Regions from separate parts of the Mus musculus genome. Here all the other regions are linked to region 1. Evidence: chromatin loops called from intact Hi-C (ENCODE). Cell type or tissue: heart. All regions are shown on one strand. Region 1 overlaps Cyp26b1 (cytochrome P450, family 26, subfamily b, polypeptide 1). Region 2 overlaps Exoc6b (exocyst complex component 6B). Region 3 has its middle 160 kb from the start of Gm10445.

The links. Hi-C counts contacts between places; a loop is a spot of excess contacts. Peaks named below come from ENCODE experiments on the same cell type or tissue, not always from the same donor. Only the 100,000 strongest peaks of a DNase experiment are listed, where the experiment ranks them.
Region 2: a loop joins it to region 1, with 4 times the contacts of the local background. A loop is called at or near these places in 3 of 42 quality-filtered maps.
Region 3: it touches region 1 in a loop (3-fold over the local background); 5 of 42 quality-filtered maps call a loop at or near these places.

Annotation. Positions count from the first base shown.
Region 1 is chr6:84,584,566-84,592,565 of GRCm38, reverse strand. It overlaps Cyp26b1 (cytochrome P450, family 26, subfamily b, polypeptide 1), which reads left to right. Exons shown (of 7, transcript NM_001177713.1): 2 at 4,373-4,764. The coding sequence starts at 4,561. Among named protein-coding and RNA genes, the nearest start is that of Cyp26b1, 5.3 kb to the left of the region's middle. In heart, a CTCF peak has its summit at 4,822; DNase peaks (open chromatin) are centred at 2,105, 4,925, 7,075, 7,665 and 5 weaker places; H3K4me3 peaks cover 5,939 bases; H3K27ac peaks cover 1,693 bases; H3K27me3 peaks cover 6,866 bases.
Region 2 is chr6:84,637,611-84,645,610 of GRCm38, reverse strand. All of the region lies in intron 20 of Exoc6b (exocyst complex component 6B), which reads left to right. Among named protein-coding and RNA genes, the nearest start is that of Cyp26b1, 48 kb to the right of the region's middle. In heart, a CTCF peak has its summit at 4,439; DNase peaks (open chromatin) are centred at 4,870 and 7,230; H3K4me3 peaks cover 319 bases; H3K27ac peaks cover 740 bases.
Region 3 is chr6:84,256,949-84,264,948 of GRCm38, reverse strand. No RefSeq gene overlaps it. Among named protein-coding and RNA genes, the nearest start is that of Gm10445, 160 kb to the left of the region's middle. In heart, CTCF peaks have their summits at 3,275 (motif pointing left) and 4,897 (motif pointing left); no DNase peak of the experiment used is centred here; H3K27me3 peaks cover 1,789 bases.

The sequences.
Region 1 (8,000 bases):
AGCTTTGGGGTGAAGAAATTGAAGCATTAACTGGGAAAAAATCAGGGCCTAAACTATGCAAATTGAGTACAAAATGGAGGGTTTCCTCCATTTAACAGAAAAGTGCCCCAACTCAGGGGATATACTCCTGTTGGTAGGAAAGGAAACAGAGCGAAACTGTGAGCAGTGTCCTCATCAAACAAATATACAAATCCCTCTACAAAATAGTGTTACTTTGCAGTGCTGTGCGCAGTGTGTGGAAAGGATGATCAGGAATGCGCACAGAGAAGGGTGTGGAAGGGGAGCTGTCCTCTCTACTCTGTGTGTAGGAAGCTGGGGACACAGAGCCATCCTGGCAGCTCTGTGTCCTGAGAAGTAGGCCTTGAGACAGACAGATCTGTGCTTGTGCAGGTATTTCTAGAGCCCCAGAGGAATTTGCCTTGCTGCCTGTCTTCAGCCTCGAACAGTGCCTGAGGCCTACCCTTCATATTTTCTCAGGCTCAGCTACCAAGCCTTACAAATGTCACCCAGGCAGAGCCTCCCTTGACACAATGTCCCCTGACTGAGGTCCCAGTCTGCTCCAGCTGATTTCAATGTGCCTGGAGTGCTCTGGGGACACTCCCTGAACCTGGGCTTTGGTGCACCTTGGGCAGGAGTTGGAGCCCTAGATGTATCTGGGCTGTGGAAAGGGTTTTGTGAGTTGCTGAGATTAGCAGTATTGGCCTGGATGGGGAGGGATGCTGATCCGGGGACATGGCAGATCATTTCAAGTCCTAGCTGACAGAAGCATTCTGACCTAGAGCCCTAGCCTACTCCAGGAGACTTATGGGTTAAATCCTAGCTTAACGACAGCTTGTAAGGGAAATGTGTTCTGTGGCCAGAGCTGGACCTGGAAATGCCTGTTTGCACAGAGCCTCAGCCTGGGGTCAGAGTCAGTATGTCTCAGTGACCAGGATTAAGGGTTAATCTGGTCAACAATTTGTTTTCTGGCATGGGCTGTGGACCAGGCCTGTGTCTGGCACCATCAGAAGTCCACCCCGGGCACTAACAGATTGTCCCTCCTGTGTATGTGGCTCTTGGCCTCCCTTTGTGCTGGTAGCGTCTTTGCAACTTCTTGTCAGATGCAGCTTTCCAATCCACCTGCAGCACCTCCAAGAAGCCTTGTGTATTTCTGCAGCATACATTCCTTCCTCTCTCCTCCTCCTCAGCACGCAGGGGACTTGAAGAGAAACACGTCCCATCAGGACACACTGCAGCTGTTACAGTGAGGCTGTGTGTCCCCCAGGACATTCGCCAGAGCAGCACTTGGCAGCTCAGCAGTAAGGACTTAGGACCCCTTCCTTTCCATCCCAACTCCCACTCCACACTTGAGTGGGAAGAAAGTCCAGGCAGGGGGAGCAAAATAGGCTCCAAAGCCAAAGTGTGTGTGTGTGTGTGTGTGTGTGTAAGACAGTACAAGGAAGTGTGGACTTTTGACCCCAGAGTGGGCAGGTCCTCTGGATTCAGTTTGGCTGCTTAGAAAGAAGCATTTCCTGGCTGTGGACAAGGATCTCCTGTGTATGGCCTTGTAGATTTCAATACCTATTTCCATGCAGCCTCATAGTAGACCTTCATGTGGCTGTGTTCATGTCCCTTTGCCCACAGCGAGATGGCCCCAGTATTGGTCTTCCCCTAAGGATATTTTGCCTGGAAATACTGGTAAACTGGTCATATTCATAGGGTACTTCAAGACATCAAGGTCCCCAAAACTTCCCAAGCCACACTCTGCCATCCTCCTAGGGAGACTGGACTAGCACTGGCCTCGCTGATCTTGCTTGCTAAGAGGTCCTGTAAAGTAAAATTCACCTAAGCAAACACTCCCCAGCTCTCTATTTCTGGGGTCACAGTGGTTCTGATGTGACTTCGTGTCCCGGTTCCGACTGTCCTGTGGAGATGGGGCAGCCTTAGGATTCTTAAACTGAACCCCTGGGAATATCTTCAGGCTGTCTCTTTGGAGCTTGTCCCCAGTTAGGAAAAGATATTTAAGGAGGGGGAAGCTGAGACAATATGCCCTGCGGCTGTAGTACTAAAACTAACCACCAGGTGGGGTTCCAAGGCAGAGAGTGAGCGTGGAGCTGACCCAGCGCTTGCAGCCAGAGCCGGGCTGAAAGAGCTCTGCTGGCCGAGTCAACTTCAGTTGCCGCGCTCTCTGGGCGAGAGACCGCGCGCGCGTAGACGCGCATCTTAGACGCTCTCGCACATTTTCTGATAGTGAGCTCTAAAGCAGATCCTATACCGGATGCAGGGGACTATTAGCAGAGTAGGATGATTAGTTTACACGCTCAGCACCCTAAACTGCAGGTGGCATGTCTAGGATGATTTCTTTTTATTATTACTAGTATTTGCTCCGGGAGTGTGGGAGTGGAACAAGAAGACTAGACGTCTGGGGAAAACCAGAGGCAACGGACAGGGAGAGCTACGCGCTACTCATGCAAATACTGGGGCCGCTGTGTGCAGCTCCGTCCCGGGCTCTCAGGAGAGGCCATATAACAGGCAGATCCATGGATGCGCAGACACATACGGTTATGGATAGACTCTCAAACTCAAGTTCTCTCCACCAGCGTCTGGTGAGAGCACATGCAGGTGCCACAATCACACCCCACATAGGATGGGGCTCTGGACTCTCCGTGGCTAGCTCTGAGAAGGTGGTCGCGCTCAGTGGCATGTTTACTTATTCACACATATCTGAGAACATGTGTACAGGACTCCCGCGGCCTCTGGGTACAGGACCACTGCACATGTGTCTCAGGTGCTGGACACTTTCCAGGACCAGCACTAGTGACTTGTTAACGTGTGTGTGTGTGTGTGTGTGTGTGTGTGTTGTGGTCCTCAGGAGTGTTAGAGCATTGGTAGCCCGGGACTCACACAGGCACAGAAGACCCTCCAGGCATTGGATGGTAAGAAACATGTGGATCTAGACTACTGAGGTTTGTAGATGCAGATATTAGGAATGCGGACCCTGGCTATAGGCAATCAGGAGGGAATAACATGTATCTTTTGAGTTTGCCGGGTCCCACGGAATTCCGCGAGATGGAGTCTGGGTAGAGAGACTTCTGGCAACTCCCAATCGAGGGGGACAGTCGGATAAGGAACTTCCACGCAGAACAGCCAAAAGCTGGGAACCAGGGAGGGGATCCAGGAGGGAGAAAAAGCAGGAGTAAAGTAGCTTTATAGTCAAACTAGCATCAAGAGGGTGCGCACCGTGTGCGCTCCTGTGTATGTGTGTGTGTGTGTGTGTGTGTGCGCGCGCGCGCGCATTAGTGTGTGCATGCGCGCTCGGGCATGTGTCTCATCTCATCCGTTTGAAGGTGCTGGACTCGGCGAGACCCGGGCGAGAAGGAAGAGAAGGCGCGAGGTGAACTGAGTTTGATCCTGAGGCGCCTACAAGTGGGTCCCCGGCGGGCGGCGGGCGGGGCGGCTGGGCGGGAGGCCGGCGGGAGCTCACACGCTCGGCAGCCGGCCGGCCTCTCACCACGCCTCCCGCTTTGTGAGCGCGCCCAGGGGGGGTGCTGGACGCGCGCCCACGGCGCTGCTCCCGCCTCTATATAAACACACGCATCGCCTTGCCTTGGATCAAATCAGATTGAGAGACGCTTTTCAAACCACCAGCCCTGAAGTCCTGCCTCCTGCTTTCCCCTTCTTTCATCCCTTTTTGCCTTTCTTTCTTTCTTTCCTTTTTTCCCCCCCTCATCTCTTCTCTTTTCCCTAACAGCAACTCCAGAGCCGAGAGACTGCGTCCCGGGACAGACTGCCTTTTCTTAATTGATAGATAGCCGGGCTCGGGTTTTCCCACCTCCTCCCCCAACCCCACCCCGCCTTACCCCTCCCTCCCGCCGCCGCCGCCCCAGAGCCCGCCCGGGGCTCTGTCGCCGGCTGCGTCCCTTCCCCGCTGCGGCTCGCCGACTCCGCACTCGCGCTCGGGCCAACGCGCCCGCCTGCCCGCCTCCGAGTGCCGCGGCCGCTCCAGCTTCTACACTCGCCTCATCTGGGGAGTCTTCTCCCAAGCCCCCAAAGTTTCTGGGTTCGTTGGAATTTTTGAATTCCGGTTTTTTTTCCTTCTTTTTATGTACCTAGGAATCTTGGAGGAATAGTTTTGATAAATTGATCGCACTTTCCGCTAGCTCTCGGTTCCCCTTCTTTTTGCCCCCCTAGCTTTAAGCAGGAAAGGGGCTTCCGAGAGATTCCTGGTGGATAAAGTTTTCCAAAGTTTTTCGTGTGTGATGGTTGCTGGGAGAACAAGCTCACCAGCTTAACTCAGCTCCATCTCACCTCCCCAGAGCCCGCCTAAAGGGACAAACAAACAAACAAACAAAGTTACACCTCGAGTCGCCTCGTGTCTTCTCTCTTCTTCCAGGCAATCTTTTTCCTCTCTCTCTTCGATCACCTCGCAGCCTCCAGCCCCTTCCCCTCGGCCCCATCTCCTGGGTTTCTCCGAGGGGTGCCAGGACCCCCTGCCGCAGCCTCCCCTCCCCCGTCACTCTGGTCCGGCCCTCCCCTCCCCCATCGCGGACCGCACAGCCAATCCCCCAAGCGGCTGCCAACATGCTGTTTGAAGGCTTGGAGTTGGTGTCGGCGCTGGCCACCCTCGCCGCGTGCCTGGTGTCCGTGACGCTGCTGCTGGCGGTGTCGCAGCAGCTGTGGCAGCTGCGCTGGGCTGCCACCCGCGACAAGAGCTGCAAGCTGCCCATCCCCAAGGGCTCCATGGGATTCCCGCTCATCGGAGAGACTGGTCACTGGTTGCTACAGGTAAGCGCTCTCTCGAGGAGTCCGCTAGCCGCGGGTGTCCGGCCAGGGGGCGCCGAGAGCTCGGACACTCGGAAGCACCGGTCCCCGCCCCGCCCCTTCCTTGCCTCAGCCGGCGCCGCCTGGGTTTCCCCAGCTCGCCTGCAGCGCGGCTCAGAGACCTCCGGCGCCCTGTGAGCTAGTTAACGAGGCCGGGTGAGCTAGTAAGAGGGATATTGACCAGGGTAGGTAGCAGAGAGGGCTCCCGAGTGTGATGCTCCGGGCTGCAGGCGTCCAAGCAGGGGTGTGCGGAGAGCGCTGGGGAGCGAGTCTGGAGGGCTTCGCTTAGTTTTCACCTCTGTCTCTGAGCCCCAGTAGACTTTAGTGTCCTAGGCGCGGGAGAGGTAGAAGAGGAGAGGGCCTGTGGCAGCTTGAGTGGCCCACTTTAAGACCTGGGCAGCATTCTGCAGTACATTGGGCTCAGGCTCAGGTACAACTGGGCTAGTACAAGGTGCTACTCACCTCTCTCTCCCCCTCCTCTGGTGTGTGTGTGTGTGTGTGTGTGTGTGTGTATGTATGTATGTATGCACGCATCTGTATCTCTGTGTTGTGGTGGCAGAGAAAAGAAAACCTTAGAGAAATTCAAGGCAGAGAGTTGAGGGCTCTCAGCTTTCGGGGGGAGAAAGGGTCTGTTTGCTTATTGGGTGGGGACAGTTTAGCAGAGGATAGCTAGGAGAAGTATGCAAAAGACCCAGAGTGTGCCCATGCAACTGGACGCTTCACAACTCCACTCTGGTGACAATTGGGGCCAGGCGCGTTGAGGACCAAACCCAGGTAGGTAGCAGGCAGATTAACCTGGATTTAACCTCGTCTAACGCTAGACAATCGCTTATTGCAATTTGATACACCCCAGGTTGTTTGAGGGGGGTGTACCTCTAGGGTAACTGAGGGAGGTGTGTTTATCAGGCGGGTGCTCATGGATTTTAGAGGCAGCCTGGATATCCTGACACACACAACCCCGACCCCCGAAAGGAGAAATGAAAGGTGAGCGCGCGCGTGTGCGCGCAGACCAATGGGTTTAGACGTGTGAAAGCTTGGCTTGAAATTAATAGACGCGTGCAGTCCGTGCGCGTGAACACACACACACACACACACACACACACACACATCACCGCGCCCCGTCGGGGGGCCGAGTGACAGGAGAGAAGCCGGATGGAGGGGCTTGAGAGGTTCCCCTGGATCTTTCCATGCCTCACAATTGGACCATCTTTTTGGGGGGTTGCTTGCCTAATCGGGTGGGGTTCCCTTCAACCAATCGGATGTTTCTTTAGAGACAAGATCTCTTTCGCCTGCTTTTTCTCTTTCTTTTTTCTTTCTTTTCTTTCTTTCTCTTTTCTCATTTCTTTTTGTCTTCACATTTAAAGAGTTAACTTTGGCAGTGGTCCAAGCTTTAGCCGAGAATTTAGAAAATAAAATAGCTCAAGTGGCAGCATTTCCCGCCTGTTTAAGGCAAATCCTCCGAACCCTGAACCCTCGTTCTCATCCTGTTTCCTGACCTGCCCCTCCCCCGTGTCCCTTGCCATTTTTCTCAATCTCACACAAGGCCCCTTGCGGGTGTGGTGCAGCCAGCACAAAAGTTGGAGAGGCGCTTTTCGCCTGGGCATCCGCGTCCCTGGGGGTCAAATCCCTCGGGAGGACAGACAGCGGGTGCTGAAGGGGTTAAAAGCGAACCCTCCGAATCCGGTGTTTTCTTCGGAGTAATTTATCAGATTTTACGGGAGACCTCCAAGGGCTCTCGGTTTCCACTAAGCACCATCTAAACAGAGCCCAGGGCTAAAAATACATTTTTGTATAAATTGGACTCGCGGCCCGAACGGCCGCCCCTATGAAAGTCCTCTTTGTGAAGGCCGTGGAAACGGCGGACAAATAACTCTTTATTAAAGCCACAAAAAACGCACTTTAATTATAGTTAGGCAGATCAGAGGCGGGGGTGGGGGCAAGGCGGCGGCGACCTCGGAAAATTCACAACCCAACTTTTGTGTCGAAAGAAAAGAAAAACAGAGGGAAAGACGGGAGAGGAGAGACCGAGTGAGACGGAGCGAGGGAGACTGCAAGGCAGACGAGGACGGGAACCCCGCTCCGCGCCCCCCTCAGCCGCACCCCACCTCCGCCCCGACCTCTCTTAAAGGAGCCGGCGCCGTCTAAGCTGGCGTCTGGATGGAGGCGTCCCCAAATCGGCCCCTCCAGGCGGTGCGGGGGTTCCCGGCTTGTTCCCTGTCGCGCGCCGGGCCCAGAAGCATGTGGAAAAGCCATTAAGAATCTGGGTTCTGTAGCCACTTTTCGCATCTGGGGCGTGTTCACTTCTAACTGGAGTATATAGTTTCCCCGAGAGAAAGGAAAGTGGGGGGGGGGCAACCCAGGAAAGGGGGCCTCCTGTCTCCGGGTTGAGGGAGCCGACGTGTTCCTAGGAGACCAGGACGCCAAGGCGGGATCCCTTGCCACAGTTCTCCTGGCTGGCTGGAGAGACTGGACAGGTGGTTCCCTGCCCCGTTGCACCCAGTGCGTCCTGGCAGGAGAAGGGTTAAGGCGGGCCGGGTGGCGAGTGCGACGAAGGTTTCCGGCACCGCAGGCCGCTGGCCGTGGAGCTCAGAGCTCGGCCGAGGGCCGGCGATCCGATTACCTGCGCGGGTTACCGCGCCCCATCCCGCCGCCCCTCAGAAGCACCTTCCGGGTGCTCCAGTTCCAAATTTAAGGGCGGAGACGAAAGTCCATCCCAGTTATTCCCTGGACAAATGCTTCAGGAGAGTTGTTGCTCTGGACCCAAGACTCCACCCTGCGGAGCCCACGAAGGGCCACACCGGAGCAGAGAGGAAACTCCAACCCCCTTCTCTAGGGACAGCCTCCGGGCACGCACAACTCGCCGCTATAAATAATCTTTGGCCTGCGGCCACCCCGCGGGGTCTCGCCAGCCCGTGGCCTGGAGCCTGGAAATATTTATTCCGAGAGGCTCCGCTGCGCAGGGGTGGGGGAGCAGGCTCCAGCTTCAGGTTCAGCTGTCGGGGATACACGCCCCCACCTCAAGTCATTACTAAACGCAGCCTTCCGTGGGTGCCCCTGCATCTCCATCCTCCCGCATTATTTATTACCCTCTAGGCCCCACTTCCCAGTCCTAATGCAAGCTGCGAAAAATAAAACCTGTAAGTGTGTGTGTGTGTGTGTGTGTGTGTGTGTGTGTGTGTTGGGTGTTGCGGGGTGACAGA
Region 2 (8,000 bases), 53 kb before region 1:
GTTAACATTGTGTGCCCACATAAATGATGCCTAGGAGCACCACAGGCTGCATCCTTTTGGACAGGAAGAGCCGTAGCACAAAGATATTATCACTGAGACTGAGTATATAGAGTACCTGACCAGCATGCATAAAGCCCTGGGTCCCATTACCAATACTGCATAAACTGGGCCTGGTGACACATATCTATAATCCCAGCACTCAAAAAGTGGAGACAGGAGCTCAGAAGTTTCAGATCATCCTTGGCTTCACAATCATATCAGAATGTTTTACTGAAGACCAACATTAAATACACACACACACACACACAGAGGACATAGAAGAAGGAAACTCATGCTCTTTGCCTGCGTGTCCTCCACCTTGCTAGCAAGTTTATTAATTCACTGGTATTAGAGCCTATTTCTTCAAGATTCCAGTGTACACTAAAGACCAGCTGAGACATCATGGGCAGACCTTGGGGGAATGAACAGCTACTGAATTCTTGGACTTTCTGTTGGTAGACAGTCCCTGATGTACTAGCTAGACCACAGCCTGTAGACCACTCTAATACATTTTTCTCTCTAATACAACAAGTAAAACTGTCAGGTACTCACCATTATTTCCAGTGCTTACTTGGCCATAATGTTGTGGACACCGGTTACACTGATTCTCAGATGTAGACCTACATCATCAGGTGCCACACCAAGGAAAAATACAACTGTAGTCCAGTGTTAACATGACTGGGGCATTTTTTCCTTCTGTGTGCACAGCACAGGGTCTTTGGTGGAAACAAACTTAATTTCTAATATAGTAGAACACTCACATTTCCTGGTAGCAAGGAAGAGACCTAAGAGAATTTTAGGGAAGTCCTAAGAATAGCAGACTTTGCTTCCCTTGAAACCTAAATTTTTGAAAAACGATTTTGTTTAGAATAACTTACTATATTTGTTAATGCTTACATTTGATGGAGGGAGCAAAGTTGCATAATTGAAAATATTCCAAGCCCTTCAGAGATCAAGGGTGTCTATAGCTCACTTCCTCTGAGCTCATTTGATAAGAGTTTCTAGAGAGAAGAGAGAGGAAAACCTGTGGCTGCAAGGCCAGAGTAAAGAAAATGTGCTTCTTAATGTCTGATAGTGAAATGAAAGGTTTCTAGAAAAAAACAACCAAAAGATATGAGGGGAGAGGAGAGCTGCAGGGTGCAAGAAGCCCCCCTCCCCAGGGCCAAATTCGTTTGGAGGTGTAGAGCTAAATCTAAGGGACTAGGAAGGAATTGGCATGAGATCTGCCATTTTATTGGGTGTGCTGACACACCCCTATAATCCCAACACTCAGGAAACTGAGGCAGGACAGTGGAGAATTTGGTTCAGTTGGGCCATATAGTGAATTTGAGGCTAGTCTAGGCTGTATAACATGGGGTTGGGGGAAAGATCAATATAAGCATCTTTGGTCACTTTGTAGCCTAACTATCCTCACTGTACCATTTGAAAGTATAACGTTTCACAGCAAATAATTTAGGTGGTATTCCTACTTAAAAGTGTAGCCATTTGAAAACATTTTGCAAGCCATAAAGCACTATCTTAAGTACAGCAGGCTACAACCTTCTTTCCAGTGTGTCAGTATTTACAATTTATTCTCATGATTATTGTTGGCATTTATGATTTAGGAAGAGAAGGAAGCACAAGATCTTATGGTAGAATATTATACACCTAAAGCTTTTATGAGTGTGCCCCTTTGGTATTTCTAACAGAAATAGGTTCTTTGAGGAGTATTTCTGTTCCCAAACACCCATGACACCTCCTAATGGGAGTATAAAATCTGGAGGGATAGTAATCAATGACAACCCAGATCTCTGACTTCAAATCCTGTTCTTAGGGATGTATTGCCATTATCAGTCCTCACCGTTGGTGGCTTTTGTTCAGCACAGCAATGTGAAAGGCACTGTTCTGAGTACTCAGCCTGCACCACAACCTGATAGGTGTACTATCCCCATCCTGTCCTGTAGGGGATGAAGCTGGATCACAGAAAGTGTAATACATCACTGGTTATGTTGTCACTGCACTCAGGAGACTGGAGTAGGCCAGCAAGTTCCAGAGAGGGAGGGAATAAAGAAGAAAGAGTAAGTAACTTGTCCAACGTCATGAAAGTGACTAATGGAAAAGCCAGGAATCTACCTCAGGCTGCCTAGATCCAGAACCATTTACCCATTGCATTATACTGTCATCTCTTCTGATTGTGTGGTATGTATTTTTTGTGTTTATGTTTGTAAGCATGCAGTGGAGCCAAAAGTGTCTTTCTGATCCCATCTCCACCTTTGAACAGGGTCTCTTACTGAACCTGAAGGTCACTGATTGGCCTGGCCAGTCAGCTTTAGAGGCCTTCCAGTTTCCACCCCACCCATATTGTCATCTTTGATGGAATTATTAAAGAAATATGCAAAGATATATTTTACATGTTTCTATCAAGGCACTGGATAATAGAGAAAAGGACTGGAGGGAAATATTCATTAAAAAGGGATGTGTTCAGTTTAGATAGCCATTAAAAGCAAACGATCTGAATCTTTCAAAATGATGAAGAAAGATAATCTACATTTAAAAATCTGTATACAAAATGCATCCCTACTGCATAGTCTACATGTGTGTGAAAGGCACCACGCTGCGCTATCTCCCTACATGGGAAAGACATGTTGTATTCAGGGAATAGGCTTTTGTCAGCATGTATAATGTACTCTATTTTGGGTAAGAAAACATTCTTTTTTTTATTAGATATTTTCTTCATTTATGTTTCAAATGCTATCCCAAAAGTCCCCTATACCCTCCCCCCACCCTGCTCCCCTACCCACCCACTCCCACTTCTTGGCCCTGGCATTCCCCTGTACTGGGGCATATAAGGTTTGCAAGACCAAGGGGCCTCTCTTCCAGGTGATGGCCTACTAGGCCATCTTCGGCTACATATGCAGCTAGAGACACGAGTTCTGGGGGTACTGGTTAGTACATATTGTTGTTCCACTTATAGGGTTGCAGACCCCTTCAGCTCCTTGGGTACTTTCTCTAGCTCCTCCATTGGGGGGCCCTGTGTTCCATCCAATAGATGACTGTGAACATCCACTTCTGTATTTGCCAGGCTCCGGCATAGCCTCACAAGAGACAGCTATATCAGGGTCCTTTCAGCAAAATCTTGCTGGCATATGCTATAGTGTCTGGGTTTGGTGGCTGATTATGGGATTCTTAAAAGCCAGACATGAAGTTGTTGACATTCATTATCCCCTGGAGATAAAATTATGAGTGGTCACTTTCTGTTATGCTTTTGTGTTAAAATGTTTTCTAATTTTTAAAGCATGTACGTTTCTTACAGAAGTGCACAAGAAAACTAATAATTTTAATAGAAGAAGAAACACAAAAGCAGTAGAATATCAAGAGCTTTTTGTTAGTTTCTAGGACTTTAGACACAATACACACACACACATACACACACACACACACACATATGGTGTGGGCCTTGGCCCTCAAAGAGCTGACATTTATTCTGGAGGCTACAGACTCAAAATAGTCAGGTTTCTCTGGTTTACTGATATCGTCAGTTGTGAGGGACAAACAGAGGAGTGGGAACCTATGTAAGAGCACTTTCCATGTATACAGATGGGTTCTGGGTTCCTAGAGGAGGTGGGGCCTTCAGCTGGCTCTAAGGAACCATGGGGGAGCTTAGTCTGACTGACATAAACTCTGGTGCATTATTAATTCTGTTTTCAGAATTCTACTCTTAGACACTCAGTTAAGCCATTGGCTGCCTTCCTTATGTAGACAGACCCTCTCTGGGCTTTGGGGGACACTGCCTCGCCAGCTATGGTGACAGTGAGCTTCTTAAGCACTCTGTCACTGCCATGGAAGTAACCAGAGACAAGACAACTCATTCCAAAGGTGGCTTTTCTGGCCAGTTCCTGTCACCTCAGTCTGGGCTTCCTGACCACTTTTTTTTTTTCCAAGTCTTTTGGATCAAATAGAATACTCCCTAGTTGTAGAAGTCTCATTGTCTCACAGGTAACACAGGCTGGTTGTAGGCACCTCTTGGCTTTGGAATTCTAGAGAGTTTAGCAAACTTTCAGTGAGATACTTTTGTTTCTACTTTAAGCATAAAATAATGGATCACAGAAATAAATGTTCTTGGGTTATCTGGTCAGCTGGGATGCTTCCTCTAGAACATGGTCCTCTCTCTGTCGAAATGTCTCAAATGCTCATAGCAGCTGAAAGAAGAAAACGCTTGCAGCCTCCTCTTTCTCACCTCTTTCCCTGTCACTTTCCTGAACTATGAAGCAAGCTCAAGGGAAAGTATTCCCTCTCTCTCAAGGGTCCCTTCAGGGCAGACCAGTTCGAGTGTCCCCTGTGAACTTTGAGGTTGTCTAGAAATAGGGCCTTGATTACCACAGCTCTGCTGCTAAGAATGGGGCTCTGCAGCCCTCTAGAGCTCTGACTCCTCTCCTGACCAATATTTCTCCCTTTCTTTCTGGGACACCTATGCCTTGTTTTCTTCTTTGTTCAGAACCGCAAAAAGGAACTGTTTGTTTGACTATGGACTTCCTTTTTAAACTCCCCCACTGTTCCAAACCCATTGCTCTCTTCCTCTCCCAAAGAAGAAAGGAAAGCAAGCCACAATAATACTTCTGTAAATTTATGGCCACTCTGTAATGTTTAATCACATCTACGTGACTGGGGCCTTCAGAGCAGGCGCACAAGTTCAGCGCAAGGTGAATCTTGTGTGAGATAATCTGAAAGTTCATTCAGAGGTGAGGGCAGCGGCCTCTAGCAGACAGCGAGGTTAACAGGAGGTCACCTCCCCCCGCCCCCCTTCTGGTCTTCTCCTCTACAATGTGTAAACAAAAGGGAAATGTAACTTCCAATGAACCTGGCATATGTTGTGCTCACACTAATCTTGGCCCAGCCAACTGTAAACAGTCCAATCTCCTGTGACTGAGCCTTTCCACCCATTATTTGCCTGCTAGAGATGAAGAAGCACTACAAGAGATTGTAGACCAGCGCTACGTGAGCCAGCTCCTGGAACCAACCTTGGGAAAGCAGGGTTAGCACCAGAGGTGATGTTTGCTGCCAGGCACTCAGAGCTGGGTCAGGACACCATCCTTCTGTGGTGCTCTCAGTCCCAAGTCAGCAGGCCTCACTGAGTTCCTTCACTCCCTACCACACAGCTAACAAGCAAAGACAAAAATGGACATGCCCTCAAATTGCTCACAGCTGAGCGGCAAAAGTATCTGTGATATAACTGAAACAGGAGGATGGACAGGAGCTGTGCTGGCATCAGAAAGAGCTGAGGACAGTGTCTGCACAGGATGCAGACACTACCTCCATGTAGGGCTGTGCTACAGTGTTCAGCCCAATGCAAGTTCATCCATTGGGTGGAACTCTGTAGTTCAACCCACTCGGCCAAGAGAATTCTAAGTATATAGAGGCAGTTTTTAATGCCCAAGGTTAGGAGTATTCAACAGTTGACCCTGAACAGCCTAAAGAAAAAAAAAATAGGGGTGTAGACAACCCTCACTTATCATCAGCCCTGTGCCCGGAAGTCCAGAGCTGCTGGGCCAGAACTAATCTATATGGGGAGAGACTTCTGCTGTACTTCAGGTCTAACTTCTTGCAAATGGATGCATAATGGGTGCTTCCAGACTAGATGAAGGCTCAGCAAATTGTCCTGGGCAGTATATTAGTCAGCGTTTCTGTTGCTGTGATGAAACATAATGACCAACAGCAAGCTGTGGAGGAAAGGGTTTATTTGGCTTACACTTCTACATCATACTCCATCACCAAAGGAAGTCAAGGCAAGAACTCTAGGCACCTGGAAGGAAGACATGATGCAGAGGCCATGGAGGAGGGCTGTTTACTGTCTTACTTCCCATGATGTGCTCAGCCTACTTTCTTATAGAACCCGGGACCACCAGCCCAGGGATAGCACCACCCACAAAGGTCTGGTCCCTCCCTGCTTGATCACTAATCAAGAAAATGCCCTACATTTATGTTATGGAGGCATTTTCTCAGTTCATATTCCCTTCTTTCAGATAACTCCAGCTTGCATTAAGTTAACATAAAACTAGTTGGCACAGCAAGTATTTATCTTGAGTTAGCTTCTAGAACTCCTTGCTCATTAGCAGCTATACATAAAGTATAGAGTTTCATCATTTAGCTGTTGCTGATGGTAAAGGAAGTCAAAAGTACTGAACATCTAAAAAGACACACCCTTTAGCTGTAAAATCTCCTGGTTATTATGTTTGGTATCTCTCTGGGATCAGAAAATAGAAAACACACACACACACACACTTTCCTAAATTCCCATGGGTCTAGATCTGTGTATAGGTAGAAGCAGAGAGAAATAGACTGATATGACAGTTTTATAGTCTTCCAAAGGATACTAGGCCAAATAAATAGCTAGTAATTTCAGATAGACTATTGTACCAGCAAATGAAATGGTTCCCAGAGACTGGAAGACGGTTTTTGAAGATCTCTTCAAAGTATGAAGGATCTGACAGGAGAAAAGAAAAGAAGTCTTTCTAAATCAGAAAAAGTATAAGGTGTGGGGATGCTGCTATCTTCAGTGTCTGTACTGTCGTCTTTGCTGGTGCAGGCTGACATTTGCTAGATGGCAGGCTCTATAGAGCACTTCATCAAACCAAGTTATTTCCACTTTAAAGAAGTTGGTAATGGGTCCCAGAGCACATGAATTATGAGAAAGTATTAGAGGCATGAGCTGACTGCAGCCCCTAGGCAAGGTGTCAGAGATGGCCTCAGAACAGCTTTCTAGGACAGCATAAGGGAAGGCTTCATGGCCACCTGAACACCCTCTATCTCCACCTCAGAGTTGTGAATCATGCAGGGACAGGAATTGAAAAGCTAATGCAGAAACTTAGGTAAAGATGACATCTTCAAGTCAGAAACATGGACTGTCATAATATGGAAAGGACTAGACAAAGTGACTACCTAGAATAAGATTTTCCAGTTTTGTCTTGGTCTGTACTTTGTGTTGACTTTCTTGTAGACATGAGAGAGATCACAGGGGAAAGTATAAACTGTTCATCCTTATAGTGTCTAAACTTGGGATGCTCTCTTAAACCTCTCTACTGATGACCTGGCACTTGCTGAAGTCCTTCCTTAATGAAACTCAATTCCCAGGAACAAGTCATGTGACAAATGGTAATCTTCAGTGTCCAGATGGCTCTGGTCCAAAGAACATGGACAGGATGGAAAAGGGAGTTGTAGCCTGGGTGAGAGCCAGGGGCTTGATTTGCTGTTACATTGAAGCAGAAGTCAAAGAGGTTCCTGTCCCTGTTAAGTTCACAAAGGGCAGTGGAACCTTTGATTAATAATGACACCTCTGTGGTGGCTATGCTGACAACTGTGATAGCCAACATTCAAGTGTGCTTTCACTTACTGTACCTCTTTCAGGTCCTAATTTGATGGGAACGGGTTTTTTTTTTTAAAAAATTGGATATTTCATTATTTACATTTCTAATGTTTTCCCCTTTCCAGGTCTTCCCTTCAGAAACCCCCTATCCCATCCTCCCTCCCCCTGCCTCTATGAGGGTGCTCACCCACCCACCTACCCACTCTGGTCTTCTTGCCCTGGCATTCCCCTACATTGGAACATCAAACGCCCTCAGGCTCAAGGGCCTCTCCTCCCACTGATGTCCAACAAGGCCATCCTTGGGGGACAGGTTTTAACAGAAATTCATTAAATTTATGATTCAGAAATCCCTAGTGACTTAATGAACCTCCATAACGGGCCATGCTCTAATGAGGAGATAATAAATATACCGATTAAATGCTGGATCAAGATCCTCATACCTTCAAAAAGTATACATGCTTACTGCTCCAATCACATAAGAAGGTAGAGTCAGTTCATGTGTACAGATTTCTTCTCAGACTTCTGAGAACAAGTGGTTTAAAACTCTCCCATCCCAAGTTTCTTCTTTCTCCTAATTTCTCCTACCCAGCTCAGTTGCCGCCTAACAGGCATGTTGCTCCTA
Region 3 (8,000 bases), 330 kb after region 1:
ACAGAATGGCTTGGAGAGTCTCTGCAAACCTCACCTAATGATCTGGAGATGTCCCAAGTGTGGTTCCACCACATGCCTGCGTAGTTCACATTCTTCCAGCATCCCTCTGCCAGGCTTCCTCCTCAGCCAAACTCTCCTGCTCTTTACGAGCAAATGGCTCACAGGAAATGATTAGTGTTAATTTGCAAGACTTTATCTGGATGGCCATGTCTCACTGAACCTCTACTTGTACATCCCAGTCAAGACAAGAAAAATAAACTTAGCTTAGAGAACAACACTCGGTGTAAATGCTGTCGATTAGCATAAGGCATGAATCCGGGGCTTCCAGAAAGGCCGCAGAGCTTGTTAGCACCGCAAACAGTCAGAGGAGCATCTTGGATCTTCTTGTGCATGCTAGGCAGATGCCCCACCCCAGAGGGTTGCTCCCCCCCCCCCATATCTGCTACCTACTCTAGCAGAAGCTGCCCTCAGTCATGTGTCCTTAGAGTGTCAGGTCCTGCCTTGAGGTACCTTCAGCACCCAGCACATGGTCTTTATTGAGGGAATGGGGTGAGTGTGTGTGCATGCGCATGTGAACACCAGAGGTCCACCTTGAGTGTCATTCCTCAGCAGCCATTCTCCTTGATTTTCAAGACTGGGGTTCTTGCTAGCCAGGGCTTCCCAGATCCAGCTAAGCTGGCTGATCAGTAAAGTCCTGGAATCCTCCTGTCTCTGCTTCCCCAGCACTAGGGTTACAAGTGTGCATCACCCTTTCCCACTGCTAACCTGAGCTCTGGGGACTGAATTCAGATCTTCATGCTTATGTGGCAAGCACCTCGCCAACTGAGCTAGCTCTCCAACCTCCACACACTTTCTTAACCCTCAAAGCTTTCCCAGGTAGCTGCTTGCTGTCCCATGGTGCTTACAAGGCGCTGTCAAGTTCAGTGTTTTGCACAAGGAAAAGAGCCAGTGTGTGAGGACTGCTGGCTGGGGCAGACATGGACATGCAGAGAGTTAGTTCCCCTAAAGCATGAGCTCAATCAGACCTGACAGCCAGATGTCTGGACTGATGACGTCAAGGCTTAGGGCAAGGGCTGGGGGACAGCCAAGCTCTGGTTGGTAGCCCCCACCCAGACAGCTTCCCAGGAGCTGGGAGCCACATGGGAGGCAAATGAAAGCCTATGGCAGTGCCTCCCTGCTGAGGACACCCTGCTGATGGGCCTGGGGTGGGGGGCTGGGTTTGTACATCAAAAAGAGGCAGTGTTTATGGGTTGCTGAGCCCAGACTTTAACTATAGCTCCAAGAAAGCAACTCTTCCTTCTTGCCTCAGAAGCCCAGGGACTATCCCATCCCAAAACACCCTTTTCTCCCCTCCCCTCCCCTCCTTCTCCCTTCCCCTCCCCTCCCCTTCTCTCCTCTCCTTTCCCCTTCCCTCCCCTCCTCTCCACTCCTCTCCCCTTCTCTCCTCTCCTTTCTCCTCTCTCCTCCCCTCCCCTCCCCTCCTCTTCCCTCCTCTCCTCTTCCCTCTCCTCCTCTCCTTTCATTTCTTCCATCAAAGCCCTCTCTGTTCAGCCAGCAGCATGGAACACTCCCCTTGCTTTGTGATCTGCCTTATGGGACACCTCTCTTCTCCCTAAGACTCTTCCCTCAGAACACACCATCTCCTGCCCATATGGGGGTGGGGGGTGCAGAGGTAACTTTATTCTTGTCCATATTGTTTGTGAGACCTAGAACTCACAAGTTAGGCTGGGTAAGACGTCAGGGATTCTCCTGTCTTCACTGTCACCTCACCAAACCTTTTTTTTTTTTTTTTAATGTGGATTCTGGGGGCCCGAACTCAGACCTTCCTGCTTGCAAGGCAACATTTTGCCAGCTGAACCATCGCCCCAGCCACTTCTCTTTCTGAGTATTTTGCTTGGCCTGCTGTGCAACACCTTGGGTCATAGATTAAGCTGCTTGCCCAAGATGTCCTTGAGCAGCCTTGGGAGGCTGCTGAGTACCTAGATGCTTGGTATCCCCAGGACCTGCTGGCTGCCAGCCACTGAGACTTCTGCTGGGAGACCTGGAGCTCAGCTTGCTCAACTCCACTGTAAACAAAAGCACTAATTAGCCTGTAGGAGGGACAGAAGGGGGACGGAGTAAATCAAGTCCTGCTCCATAATACCTACAGAAAGGGCTCCTCGGTCCGGGAGCTGGCACGTTTGTGATAACCTACCATGGCTCTTGGGATATTAGTTTGTTGATTGCTGATAGTGAACATGGGAATGAAAGTGTGATTAAATGGCACAGTGACTTCCATTGGCTGGGTACTCAGGCACCAAACTAGCTAGAGTAGAGGGGTCCTGGGATATGGGTCTGAGTGAGAGACTAAGCCTGGACTCTGTCCAACCTGGTGGGGACTACACCCTTACCTTGGAGGGGGGTGGGGCAGACTCAGCTTCTCTCAAGGCTACAGTGATAGGACTGAACAGAAGGAGACACATGTGGGCATGAGCCAGAACTCTAAACTTGTGTTTGCAGCTTGCACCATATCAGTATAGAAAGTGGCTATTCTTTCATTTTTGCACGTGCATGTGTACGTATTTATACATGTGTGCATGTTCATGAATGTAGGTGTGTGTGTGTGTGTGTGTGTGTGTGTGTGTACATGTCCACATATGTATATAAAGGCTAGCAGACATCCTCAGCTGTCATCCTCAGGAAACTTCCTCCTCTTTTGAGACAGGGTCTCTCCCTGGACCAGAGCTCACCAACTCAGGCCAGTGAGCCCCAGGGATCTGGCTGTCTCCACCTCCCCAGAGCTGATTACAAGTACACTACCACACTTGACTTTTTTACATGGGTTCTGGGGATGGAACTCAGGGCTCCCTACTTGTACAGCTACTGAGCCAGCTTATCATCCCAGAAAGTGGGTATTCTTAATTCAGAAAAATCCAACCAAGTCACAGGGATGTCCTGGGTGTCAGAAAAGTACTAAGCTCCACCATCAATCTCTGTCTCTCTCAGTCTTCCTGTTTCTTTCTCTACCTCCTTGTCTCTGTCCCTCTCTGTCTCTGTCTCTCTCTCTCACACACACACACATGCACACGCACACACACACCACACACACCCCTCCATGAGCTCTCTCCAGTGTTACACTTACTCTTCATATTTTTCCACATCATTCTCTGTCTCCGTTCCTACTTATAAAATGTATCCGCAGTTAAGAGCACTGGATGCTCTTCCAGAGGACCTGGCACTCAGAAGTTAACAACCATCTGTAACTCCAGTTTCAGGGGATCTGATGCCCTCTTCTGGCAAACAACCATGTGTGCAAGCATAAATCTTAAAAAACAAAACAAAACAAAACAAAACAAAAACCAGCAAAGGGCACCTACTAGCCAGTAAGAAAGCTGGATCTGAGTCAATAAGTTAGAACCAGAAAGGTAAGAAACTAAGATGAGCCTAATGAGCCTAGTCTAGGAAGTCCACTAGTGGTAAGCACAAGGGCAAGGTCCTCCAAGACCAGAGCATCCCCCCATCTTCCATCAAACAGGTACGGGGCAGCTGGAAGGGAGAGAGGAAGGTCAAGGTGCTGGGCTGCAGTTAGACATTGTACCTGACAGACAGGAACAAGAAAGGCCCACCATAAATGACAGCTCAGAGGACGCAGACTAAAGAACCTGCACTGGGTTGGGGAGCCAGGGACAAGGGCTAAAAGTGAGCCTCGAAGGATGCATGGGTGCTGATAAGCAAGAGGAGGAAAAGGCACCCCAGGCTGAGAGTAGCAGGGTGAGGCTGAAAAGCCTGATGTGCCACCAGCAACGCTTTAGAAAGAGCTGAGAGGCCGTCTGACAGCCAAGGCGAAGCCGTGTCATCATTCCTCCAACAAGCACCTTACAGATATACAGACACGCCTCTCCCCAGCCTGATGCCAGGAGCCAGGGAAGGCAGCACATGGCCCTGTCCTCTGAGTGCTCCTGGACAGGAGGAAGATCAAGACACTGCAGTCCTGGTGTGGGAGACACAGAGACCAGGGTGTGGAAGCCAGAGTCTTACATGAGGTCTTAGCCTCCCAAAAAGTGGGAAGAAAGGGGTCCCCTGGGACTGCCATTTAGGTCTTGCAAGTCCTGAATGCTGAATATGTGCTAGGAAGTTGAGGAGAAGGAAGGGGAGCCTGAGGGGTGGAGAGCCCAACAAAGGAAAGTAGTATTCAGATCTCAGAGCTCGAGAGCCTGAAGAAGCAGAGCAGAGGGAGCAAGACAGAAAAGCAGCTTGCACGGACACCCTGTACGCCAAGGGAGGTGGGGGGTTTACTGTCAGGAGAAGGGATCTGGGATTGACCTATGCACATGAACTCAAGCTTTTGCAGATATGTCCAAACCAAGCCAGAGATTCCATGTGTAGCTGGGGATAGCAATGATCGTGGCCTAACAGATCATAGACTAACACAAAATATCATGAGGTCTTTATGTGATCTTTTGTTTGTTTTGTAACTCAATGGCATGGTTCTTGAACATGAACTTTGCAGATGACATGTTGCATGGTCCCAAGGTTGACTCTGTTTATGCCTCAGAACAGGAGAGGCAGGTGCCATGTGAGGTAAGGGGACAGCTGACAGGTGGCTGCAAGGCCAAGTGAGCAGCCAAAGAAGACATAGATGGAGGCAAGTGACATAGAGAAGAAGAGGGAACTCTGAGGGAGCTCGAAGACAATTACTCAAGAAACACTGGAGAGAGACTAGGGGTGTGGCTGCTTCACACAGATGCAAAGTTTGTCACATGAAGAGGTGAGGAAAGTCATGAGTTAGGTTGGGGACACATTGATTTTGATTTTCAGAGGGAATTAAGCTAGTTGCAAGGTGAGCGTGTGGCCCACAGTCAGGAAGGAGCATGCACTCTAAGCATGGACTCAGTGCCATCTTTTGGAGAGAGAGTGACCCCATGTGGTACTCCAAGTTCCAGGGGAGAACATGCAGGGATGGAAGGGAATGGGCCAGGTCCCCCAGCGTAACCAACACTGGAGCAACTGGCAGAGGAACCATCAAGTGAACCAAGGACCAGGAGCCTCAGACACAGTGTGTGCTCTCTCCTAGCATAGCAAAGAACTTAACCAGGCACATGGCTGCCTGGCTTCAGATCATAGTTGATTGCTAGGAGCAGCCACATGCTAATGTCCTGCCAGCTGCTGTGAGCTATGGTCATGTCACATTCATACCTGTAAAGAGAGCTGATGCCCCTCCCTCCTCTCCTCTTCCCTGGGGGCAGCAGACTCCATGTAGACACTCCAAACTAAGAAATGTGAGTGGTGCCTTAAAACAAAACAGCAAAAAGAGGGGTGTTTCGTGGTCCTGTGTTTGCCTGCACAAGTCCAGCTTTTTACTAGATTGAAGCTGGGGTCTCTACCCTGGTTAAACCGTGATTGAGGGTCTTTGGTTTGGATGGGAGGTACAGAGGTCAAGGGAGAGCCATTCCAGTCAGCAGAATACACCTAGAAGGGCTTGGAAAGATAGGCAAAGTTGCTAGGAAGTTCCAAAGTAGATACACACAGGTGGTTCTGGGGTCTTCCCCACAACTTCCTCTCTGAAGGCACGGCCTGCATGGAGTACACACATATGGAGTACACATGGAGCACACAATAGTGATGTGGGTTATCTGAACCAATGTCCTCCAGGCAGGACCAAGGAGTCTCAGGAGCAAAAGAGGCCTGGAGAATGAGGCAGGTAAGCGAAAGAAAATGTAGGAAGCATCCAGCTTTCCATCCCAAACCAGGAAAAGTGTGGGGACAGGAAAGGTCGGGAAGACATGGTATGTGGACAGCTTGGGACCAGCGGGGACAGCAGCTCCCGTGGAGAGTAGCTGGGAGACAGGTTCCGGTTCTCATGTCAGCGGGGTTGAGGGGAGCATGGCTGGAATGCACCACAAGTCAGTGACCATTCCCTGGGGTGGCCAGCGGGGAACCTCCAGCTCCGAAGTCATCCCCACCAGAGGAGCCTAGACCTCTCCATGGAAAAAGGGTTCCCCTGGGGTGCGTGGCGCCAGGGTGGATGAGCTCATGGCTGCTCTCTGTTGCTTCCCTTTTTTTCTAGGCATCTCAGATTTCTGGATGTTTGGAGCATCTGCCGAGGACAAGAAGGGGACTGGGATCCAGATGCAAGGTGGATGTGGGGGTGCAGGGGTTTGTTCTTTCCTTTCTGTTCAGTCCTGGGTTAGACGAGGAAGTTCTACACCCCAACCATACACACCGTCACCTCCCACTAAGGCACCAAGAACTGTACTACACAGAAGGCCACCACTTAGAACACACTTGCGGAGACTTTGCTTAGCAATTGAGAGACATGGACATAAAAATAGAGAAGCTGGTGGGGGTGACAAGAGCTTGATGGGATCAGGACATTGCTGCAAGAGGCAAGGAGCTGTGACAGGATGATGCAGATGGTAGCAGTGCTAAGAATAGGAAGATGTGGCCGTGGCTTGCTCTTCTCCACTGATGCTGTGTGATGCTAAGGAAGCTACCTCTTTCTCGGAGCACGTTTCCGATCTATGATATGGAAACTCTACCTAATCTTAGAGAGCTTCTCGAATTCCTTGAGTGCCCCGTGGTGAATGCTTCAACATCTCATAGCTCTTTGCACTCAAAGGGAAATAATATTAGTTCAGACCGTGTTAAATTGTGGCTGTATCATTGTACAACCCGAGGAACACCATTCCCAGGGTGGCCTTTAGATGTGGCGTCCCCTCCAACCTTAGTGTGATCAGTGAGCTTAGAAATGGTAAAGACCTGTGGGTCTAATCTTTGGGGGGAGGGGAAATGACTGTGTAGAAGGTACCTGGGTGAGTTCTGGGATGTATATGGGTCTCCTTGGAGGGGATGAGTCCTGCTCCAGGACACTCTTGTTTAAATGAGTGTGTGCTGCTTTGGAAGAGGAAGCTGCAGTGGCGAGCTGGCTTGTGCCAGCCTATTGCCATCTCTCAAACAATAAAGAGACAGGGACTCTCCTCCAGATCTGGCACTTGAGTGGCTACCTTAAGACATCCCTGGAGGATTACCCTGTCCATGACAGTCCTGAGAGTATATCAACTAGGAATCCAGGGGATCCTGGACTAAGGAGATGGCCCAGTCTCTGATGTGCATGTTTTGCAAACACTAGGATATGGGAGCTAGACTTGGTAATGTGCTTACCCAAGTGCTGGGCAGATGGAGACAGGGGTATCCCTGGGGCTCTCTTGACGGGTACCCTTGCCAACTGGGTGACAGTGCAAGTCAGTTTCTGGGTTTTGTTTTTTGTTTTGTCAACTCAACACAAGCTAGAGCTATCTGGACAGAGGGAACTTCTAGAAGAGGGGATAAAGTTTCCCTATCAGATTGACCTGTGGCCATGTCTGCAAGGTATTTTCTTGAATAATGATTGATGTGGGAGGTCCCAGCTCACTGTGGGGCAGAGCCACCCCTTAACAACTAGTCCTAGGCTGTATAAGAGAACAGGCCGAACAAGCCATGGAGAGCAAGCCGTTAAGCAGCATTCCTCCATGGCCTCTGCATTTTAGTTCCTGCCTCCAGGTTCCTTCCCTGGCTTCCCTTCATGATGGACTGGAAGTTGTAAGATGAAATAAATGTTTTCCTTTCCAAGTTGCTTTTGCTTGTGGTGTTTATCATGTAATAGAAAGCAGGCTAGAACAGTGAGTTCCTGGCTAGGAAAAGATTTCTCTCTCTCTCTCTCTCTCTCTCTCTCTCTCTCTCTCTCTCTCTCTCTCTCTCTCTCTCTCTCTCCCTCCCTCCCTCTTGCCCTAGCCCTCCCTCTCCCTCTCTCCCTCTCTCTCTCTCCTCCCTCCCCCCTCTCCCTCTCCCCTCCCTCTCTCTTCCCCTCTCCCTCCCCCTCCCCTCCCTCTCCCCCTCCCCCTCCCCTCCCTCCCCCTACCTCCCCCTCCCCCTCTCCCTCTCTCTCTCTCTCTCTCTCTCTCTCTCTCTCTCACACACACACACACACACACACACACACACACACACACGGTGGATGGGAGAAACAACACCTAAGGATGTTT